2 separate regions of the Homo sapiens genome follow, and region 2 is linked to region 1. The links are chromatin loops, found by intact Hi-C in ENCODE. Cell type or tissue: GM12878. All regions are shown on one strand.

Evidence for each region. A loop is a pair of places that touch in the nucleus more often than their neighbours do. Peaks named below come from ENCODE experiments on the same cell type or tissue, not always from the same donor. Only the 100,000 strongest peaks of a DNase experiment are listed, where the experiment ranks them.
Region 2: a loop joins it to region 1, with 8 times the contacts of the local background. A loop is called at or near these places in 1 of 110 quality-filtered maps.

What each region holds. Positions count from the first base shown.
Region 1 is chr13:103,029,747-103,033,746 of GRCh38, forward strand. No RefSeq gene overlaps it. Among named protein-coding and RNA genes, the nearest start is that of SLC10A2, 35 kb to the right of the region's middle. In GM12878, no CTCF peak of the experiment used is centred here; DNase peaks (open chromatin) are centred at 1,177 and 1,955; H3K27ac peaks cover 3,819 bases.
Region 2 is chr13:103,177,191-103,181,190 of GRCh38, forward strand. No RefSeq gene overlaps it. Among named protein-coding and RNA genes, the nearest start is that of SLC10A2, 110 kb to the left of the region's middle. In GM12878, no CTCF peak of the experiment used is centred here; a DNase peak (open chromatin) is centred at 2,281.

The DNA of each region.
Region 1 (4,000 bases):
ACTGGCCTGGAACCTGGGGTTGCAAGATCCTATTTGTGGCCGGTGCAGACTTATAGGCTCAGTCCACGGTTACTGGCCTGGAGCCTATGGCCACAGGGGCTGGTCTAGTGCTGAGAAAATCTGGTGCCTGTATCTCAACTGATGGGTCCCTGGCCTGCAGGTGCTGGTTTGATGGCGTGGGCTCTGAGTGCCAGCCTTGTGCTGGGCCATGCCTGAAGCCTGGTGCTGTGGGGGTCAGCCTGGTGCTGGGGGTGGTCTAGAGACTGGGTTGGCTGGGGTTGGCTTAGTGGTGGGGCAGTTCAGAGACTGTGTATACATTGCAGGCCTGGAGCTTGGGCCTATGGGATCCAGTCTGGTGCCTGGGTAGGCCTGGAAGTTTAGCCTGTGGGTATTGAGCCAGAGTCTGTGTCCATCTGCACCTACTCAGTGTTGGGTTTTACTGGAGTGGGCTGGGTATTGGGGTTCAAGGCAAAGTTCTATGCTCTCCTTCCTTTCCTTCTCCTAAGCAGAAGTTATCTCCTCTCCAGCCTGTGCTGCCTGGACATGGGGGAGAGGTGACATGGATAATGTGAGACTGTCCTTCTGACCCTCTTCAAGGTGCCTTTTCTCATTTCTGTGCCACACCCAGGTGCTGTAATCTCTTACTTGGTTTCCTTGCCTCTTGTAAGGTATTTTCATGCATGGATAGTTGTTCAAATCAGTGTTTCTGTGGGAGGCATGAGTGCTGGAAAATTCAATTCCACCATCTTGCCAACATTTTTTCACATAAGTTTTCTTAATATTGCTAATGGTCTTTATAACTTTGTAATTGATTTATTTTCCTGTTCGGAGTGTTAAAATGTACAGTGATAGAAAATGATGGTAGATTGGAAAGACTTCATCTAAAGATGTGAGAAATTAAACGGAATTTTATGCATTCACCAGATATTAATTATATAGCTGCTCTGTGCAAGGTGCATAATAAATGAATATTTACCAAGGACATTTATATTTTAGAATGATCTAGATATTGTATGACATTGATTGGAATGTCGTTTATTTGAGTGGACAACATTACTCGAGCCATGCTAAAAGGATTTCCTGGGAGAAATGAATCTATTGCTTGAGTTTGAGAAAAGCAGTCTTGATTTAGTGGAGATATAGTGGAAAGAACCTTTTCTAAGGATGGGAAGAATGGCAACAAAATAGAGAAATGAAAGTTGTAAAAGGGCTAAATGAAGCATGCACTTACAGCTTAGAAGCTTTGCCCTAATTGACTTTACATAAGACAATATATTTAATGTTGTGAAAAATGGGGTTAATGAAATAATGATGTTAGGGAGGCACTGTACTGAAAAGCTTTAAAGACCATGGCTAGGAAGTCAACAAGACAATAGTTGAGAGACTGATTTTTACACTCTTTTCTTTATGTTTAGACCAATCTTCTGGAGTGGCAATGTTTTCCGCTTTGAGTTGTTAATTAGATCATCTTAATTAAGGATCAAAAATGTGAAGGACAATATATAGTATTCTTAAGAAAAGCAACTCATCTACTCTCAGTGCCCAGTGAAGTGCCTGGAATGTGATATTTGCTCAATAAGCAAGGAATGTTCAGATGAATGACAGGTCCCTAGCAAGTTCAACTCTTCACTTTCCTGAGCATTTATTGCACTACTCATTGTTGATCATAAATTCCTCTTTAACTGAATAATCACTGCTCCTTATATGTTGAAATCTCACCCTTGACCAATTCACAGAAACTCAGAAACTTTCCAAAATAGGAATAGTCCATCTGAACGGTGGTAAACAAGATACTAAAGTTTGCATAATGGAAAACAAATGATGCATAAAAGCTGTGTGCAATGACTTAGAAAGAAAAAAAAACGACAATTTTTAACCTACATCTGCTTCTTTAACTATTTTGGCATGTGAGAATCAGAGTCATGCAGGCATACAAATATTAGCACATCAGAAGACTGCCACATGTCTGCTCAGATGCCTTTTTGGTATACCTCTATGCTGCAGAATAGACTCAAAATAGCAAAAAGCAAGTCAATGTTGTCATATTTGAAATGACTGAAGGTAGTTTTGAACTTTCTCACTGAAGCAACTGTCATGGGGTTAAAGACTTCTACCAAGGCTGCAATGAACCATAAAATCATCCCCACATCTGACATATGGTTCATAACTGAGGTTGAACACCCATCAAAGATCACAAAGTGATATTTGACAGCAAATACTTTTGTGATATCATTTGTTTGGATTTTTAAGAGTGAACATATATATTATTAATATTCCCTTTCCTTTGTGTTTATTGCCTTCCCATACATTTTTTAGGAGTTTGAAAGAAAAACTTCAGAAAAATACAACGATAAGTGTCAATAAATTTTCTGAAGAGAGTTTAAAGACATAGTTAAAAAATTTTTTTTTTTTTTTGATGGAGTCTCACTCCGTCACCCAGATGGGAGTGCGGTGGCATGATCTAGGCTCATTGCAACCACCACCTCCCAGGTTCAAGTGATTCTTCTGCCTCAGCCTCCCAAGTAGCTGGTATTACAAGCATGCACCACCATGTCCAGCTAATTGTATTTTTAGTAGAGATGACGTTTTGCCATGTTGGCCAGGCTGGTCTTGAACTCCTGACCTCAAGTGATCTGCCCGCTTTGGCCTCCCAAAGTGCTGGGATTACAGGTGTGAGCCACCATGCCTGGCTGTGATGTGATCTTGGCTCATTGCTTCCCTCCTGGTTTCCAGCCATTCTCCTGCCTCAGCCTCACGAGTAGCTGGGATTACAGGCATGCACCAGCACGCCCAGCCAATTTTTGTATTGTTAGCAGAGATGGGATTTCACTATGTTGGCCAGGCTGGTCTCGAACTGCTGACCTCAGATGATCCGCCTGCCTTGGCCTCCCAAAGTGCTGGGATTACAGGTGTGAGCCACCATGCCCGGAAAGATTTCTTAAATAAAAAATTGTCTCTTGTCACAGACATGGATGTTCTTCCAGTTATTGAGTAAAAGGAGACTGCTGACACCACCACAACCACATCAACAATACTGACAATAGCAGAGAACAACCACGTTTTATAGATGCAGCAAGTGAGGCTGGTGAAGGGTAAATAGCAAAACCAAGGTTACATCACTATGGCTAGGAAATGGCAAAGCTATGATTTGATTCCAGGATTTTCCAACTCTCTAGACTACTGTTGAGTTCCCAATTATCTCTTATTACATATATAGTTGTATATCTACTATTCATGAGGTGTCTATGGGAGATTGGTTCCAGGACCCTCCACAGATACCAAAATCCAAGGATACTAAAGTCCCTTGTATAAAATGGTGTAGTATTTGCAAATAACCTATGTATATCCTCCTGTATACTTTAAATCACCTCTAGATTACTGAAAACACCTACTACAAAGCCTACACATGACTTCATTTGTGTGGATTCAAAGTGGTACTTGGCATGGAGCAAATTCAAGTTTTGCTTTTTGGAACTTTGTAGAATGTTTTTTTTTCCAAATATTTTCAATCCACGGTTGGTTGAATCTACAGACATGGAACCCACTGATATGGAGAGCAGACTGCCTATGATGGTGCTAGTCTTGGTGGTTGAGTCATACAATATAAGACAAATCCCTGCTCTTTTGAGGATTATACTCTTGTCAGGAAGATAAGAAATGTTTAAACAGGCCAGGCGCCGTGGCTCACGCCTGTAATCCCAGCACTTTGGGAGGCCGAGGTGGGCGGATCACCCGCGGTCAGGAGTTTGAGACCAGCTTGGTCAACATGGAGAAACCTCGTCTCTACTAAAAATACAAAAAAACTCGCCAGGCGTGTTGATGCATGCCTGTAATCCCAGCCACTAGGGGGACTGAAGCAGGAGAATTGCTTGAACCAGGGAGGCGGAGGTTCCAGTGAGCTGAGATTGTGCCACTGCACTCCAGCCTGGGTGACAGAGTGAGACTCCATCTCAAAAAAACAAAACAAAACAAAACAAAACAAAAAAAGAAAGAAAAGAAA
Region 2 (4,000 bases), 150 kb after region 1:
CATGGTGCATATGTGCCACGTTTGCTTTATCTAGTCTATCATTGATGGGCATTTGGGTTGATTCCAAGTCTTTGCTATTGTAAATAGTGCTGCAGTAAACATGTGTGCATGTGTCTTTACAGCAGAATGATTTACAGTCCTTTGGGTACATACCCAGTAATGGGATTGCTATGTCAAATGGTATTTCTGGTTCTAGATCCATAATGTCACATTACCTTTAACAGGAGGTGCAGTTTGTGGTCTCATGAGACCTAAGTAATGTTTTGAGGTACTAATTATATGTGAAGAGCAATTATTACTTATAGTTGGGTTCAAAGAGAACTATTTATATTGGCAGAGTCTGTAATGAATATTAATCAATTATTGGATATTAGTTATAATAATAAATACTTTTTATTAATCTGTTTCCTTTTGTAAAGGAACTCTGCTGATATTTTCATGACTACACAAATCAGCTAGTCTGATATTAACCACAATTACTTGGTTTAAGTTTACTCTTAAGAATGACTAAGAGTTATTTTTCCTAGTCACCAGCCTTAGAGAATTGTGACTTATTTGAAATGCTAATACTTGTGAAGTTCTGATGCTGCTTAATGCTACATTGTGACATGCATTTTCTCTCCCATGAATACAGGTGAGCAACTTTTAAACAGCAAAGTAATTCCTTAAGAGATTTCCTAATGTTGACTAATAGAAAACATCTCACTTTTTCCACTTTCACTTTTCCCCAGCAAGTTCATTATGGAGTAGATAGTTTAGAAGGCTGATGCAGAAAGGAGTCTGAACATATTTGTAATGTCAGAAAAAGTGGAGGAAGAGATGACCAAACATTACAAAAGAGCTTTGTAAGTTAAGAACTGAAACACCAAACTGGAAAACACAGGTTCTTTATTATAAAATTGGTTGTTACCTATCCATAACATTGATGAGGCTGACATGTTTAGAATGAGCTTTTTTATCCTTAAGTATTTTTTTCCTGTTCTGCTTTGCATTACTAGAAGAGAAGAAGAAAAAAGCAGAGACATATAGTTATGTTAATTTCTGAAACCTCTTTTCAATGAAATTTTAACCTCTGTTATGTGCCAAGTGCAATAAATATCTTGCTTTTGTGTTGGCGATACATATGAAAATCCTGGCCTCCTTTTTAATTAGCCCTACAACACAATTACAGCCTTTGGGTTATCAAACTCTTACACCAGATAAAAGAGGAAAAACACCACCACGATGTGGTGGTCCAATTGATGGTAATTGGACCTGGTCTGGATCGGAAAGGGCAATTATCATTTCTCACTGCTTCTCTTCCTCTTATGTGAAGTTCATTTGGACGACCTTTTGCCATTTTTGCCCAATGACATAGAGTGGCCTGTTCTTGGGCTGAAAGCACTCTAGTTACTCTTGCTGTCAGAGAAGTATTTCAGCAGATCATGGCTTGCAGCTACAATAAGAAACCAGTGAAAGTGCAGGCAAAATTTGTTTCCTTTCAAGCGAAGAGGTAGTTTTGTTTTTTTCCCCATTGTGTCCTAAGCCTGGGTTTAAGGATATGATATTGGTTTCCACAAAAAGTCGAAAAATTTACATACTGATGGTATCTGCACTTCAGGAATTTCCTTTAAAATAAATATTAAATAAGTCATGATGCTTAAAAACTAGATATGAGAAGTAGTGCACATGATTGCTAGTAAGAGGAGATCCCCAAGTTCCTGTACTGTGATCAGGTGCCTCAAAACACACCATTGGAATTGGAGTTGGAGGCTTAGAGTAGAAACAAGTTAATTTTAGCCTTTAAAGTTGGCCCCCTTCGTTGTAGGGGGCAAGAAACAGCCTGGTTTTGTCCAAAACAAATGGTGATGGTTTCTATTGCATAAAATATGATTGTGTACGTATAAAGCTCAACACCCTACTTACCTGGGTTATTCTGGCAAAAGTTCTATTTTAGTCCAAATTACCTGCTTTGGGAAGAAGGTTGCTTTTCTCAGGGGGTAATTACCAGTGCAATCGCAGCACCATCTGCTCGCCTTATGTTCTGTAGATGACTCGAAGGAGATAGTTTCAGGAGAGACCTGAAAAGGGAACATTTCAGGAGGGAGGAAATGAAGATAACCTAAAAGAAAGTAATAATTAGGAACTTAAAGAGGAAGAACATATGGTTTTGAACATATAACTTAGCAGTGTCCTAGACCTCTGGCCCAGCTGAGGTTTTCCCAGGAGTAAGAACTGAGAGAGAGTCGGGGCTAGAACAGAGAGTGGCCAATTAACCTAAAGGGAATCTCCAGAGGGACCTAGCAGAGAGAAATAGCAGATGGTATTCATTTGTGATTTTGTGGTGAAGAAGTAGCCGCAGGCTAGGTGCAAACGGCAGAATCTTGCTTTCCATATTCTAAGACAAAACTTTAAAAGGAAAGCCTGCGTACCCAGGAGAATTTTCATGCAGTCATCATTCATTTAAAAAATATACTTAACACCTCCTAAGCAGGATGTATTTCACTAGGCTGTTAGAGGAGATATGCTGATGTGTAAGTTATGGTTCCTTCCCTTGGGGATTGTACAATTCAATAGGAAAGCAGGGGAAATAAGATGTGTGCATGTCCAGGTAACTACCATTCATGGCACATAAGTGCCACATTAGGGAGACAAAGTGCTATGGGGTTTCACAGAGGTGAGAGTTAATTCCTGTTAGGGCATGAGGAGGAGGCTTCATGGAGAATGTGGAATTTGAGCGGGACCTCTGTGGATAGATAGAATTTTGCTGAGCTCTGAGAGCCTGCCTTGTATGGAGGTGGGATTCAACAGAGATTCAGGGACTTTAAGTAGAGTGGTTTGGGATTTTAATATTTATCTGGAGAGACAAAATTATATAAATATTTTTCACACTTTAAATACATCTGAAATTTGATTCTGCATTCTTGGGCGATTAAGCTGCATTTGAAAAAATGTGTACAATCAACCTTCAGTAGTTCTAGCTTTAGCATATGTTAATCTTGCTCCTGCAGCTGTGACCTCAGAAATAGAATTTTAGCAAGAATAATTTTTTTATATATTTAAATTTTTTTTAGCTTTGGCAAACAAAGGCAGGAATGGCTTGAATTGCAAAAGCCACTAATGTTGTCAGATTCTCTTTTGCTTAGAGCCAGGTTGGAGTCTTGTCTGGAGGAACTGGAGTTTCTCTTATCACCCTGGACCCTCTATTCCATATGACCTGTCCCATATGTCATTCTCTCAGTGTCAGTTTTTGAATTATATAATAGGAACACTTGCATCTATCCTATTGTTAGTATCATGAAATAAATATCTTTCTGTAATATTTGAAACTAGTAAAAAGTGACATTGGGATACATGTTCTTTTACTCCACAAAGACAAGTTATTTAGTGACTTTTTAAGGGAGGAAAAACATTGAAATCCCTAGGTATAGTAGACCACATTTATCCATAGTATCCACCTTTTGGTGTCTTTCCCCCACCTTTTAATTTTGGTGAGTGCGCGCAAGTACATCTCCCCTCCGTCCCTCCCCATCCGTATCCAGGTCTTCTTGCCACGCAGTTCCTCCCTTGACAGTCTCCTAGTCTGTCAGCAGCAGGAACTGAGAGGATCAATTCAAGTGTGAATTATCTTTAATTAAAACCTGTCACTTAGAAGTAAGTGAAAGAGAATTTAACCTTTGTTTATTCCACCTCAGCTCCTCCAAGCGTCCCAGGGCTCCACTTTGAAGGGCCAGCCTGCTGCCTGTGGCTTGAGTGGATCACCCAAGGTTTCTGCTACTTGTGGAAGACAACCACTATTTTTCAGTATCCGTGAGCTGCCCAGGGGCACGCTCCCGGATCCATGTTACAAAATAGCCTTTCCTCCCGTTCGTTCTCCTCATTACACAAACATATGTCCATAGTGTGTATGAGAGACCATGAGTTCGAGCTTCCCTGCTCTCCTGTTCTCAGAGGCCTCCGTCGTCTTACAGACACCCAGCTGTCCTGCTGGATGGGCTTACACACTTTACTGTCACACTTA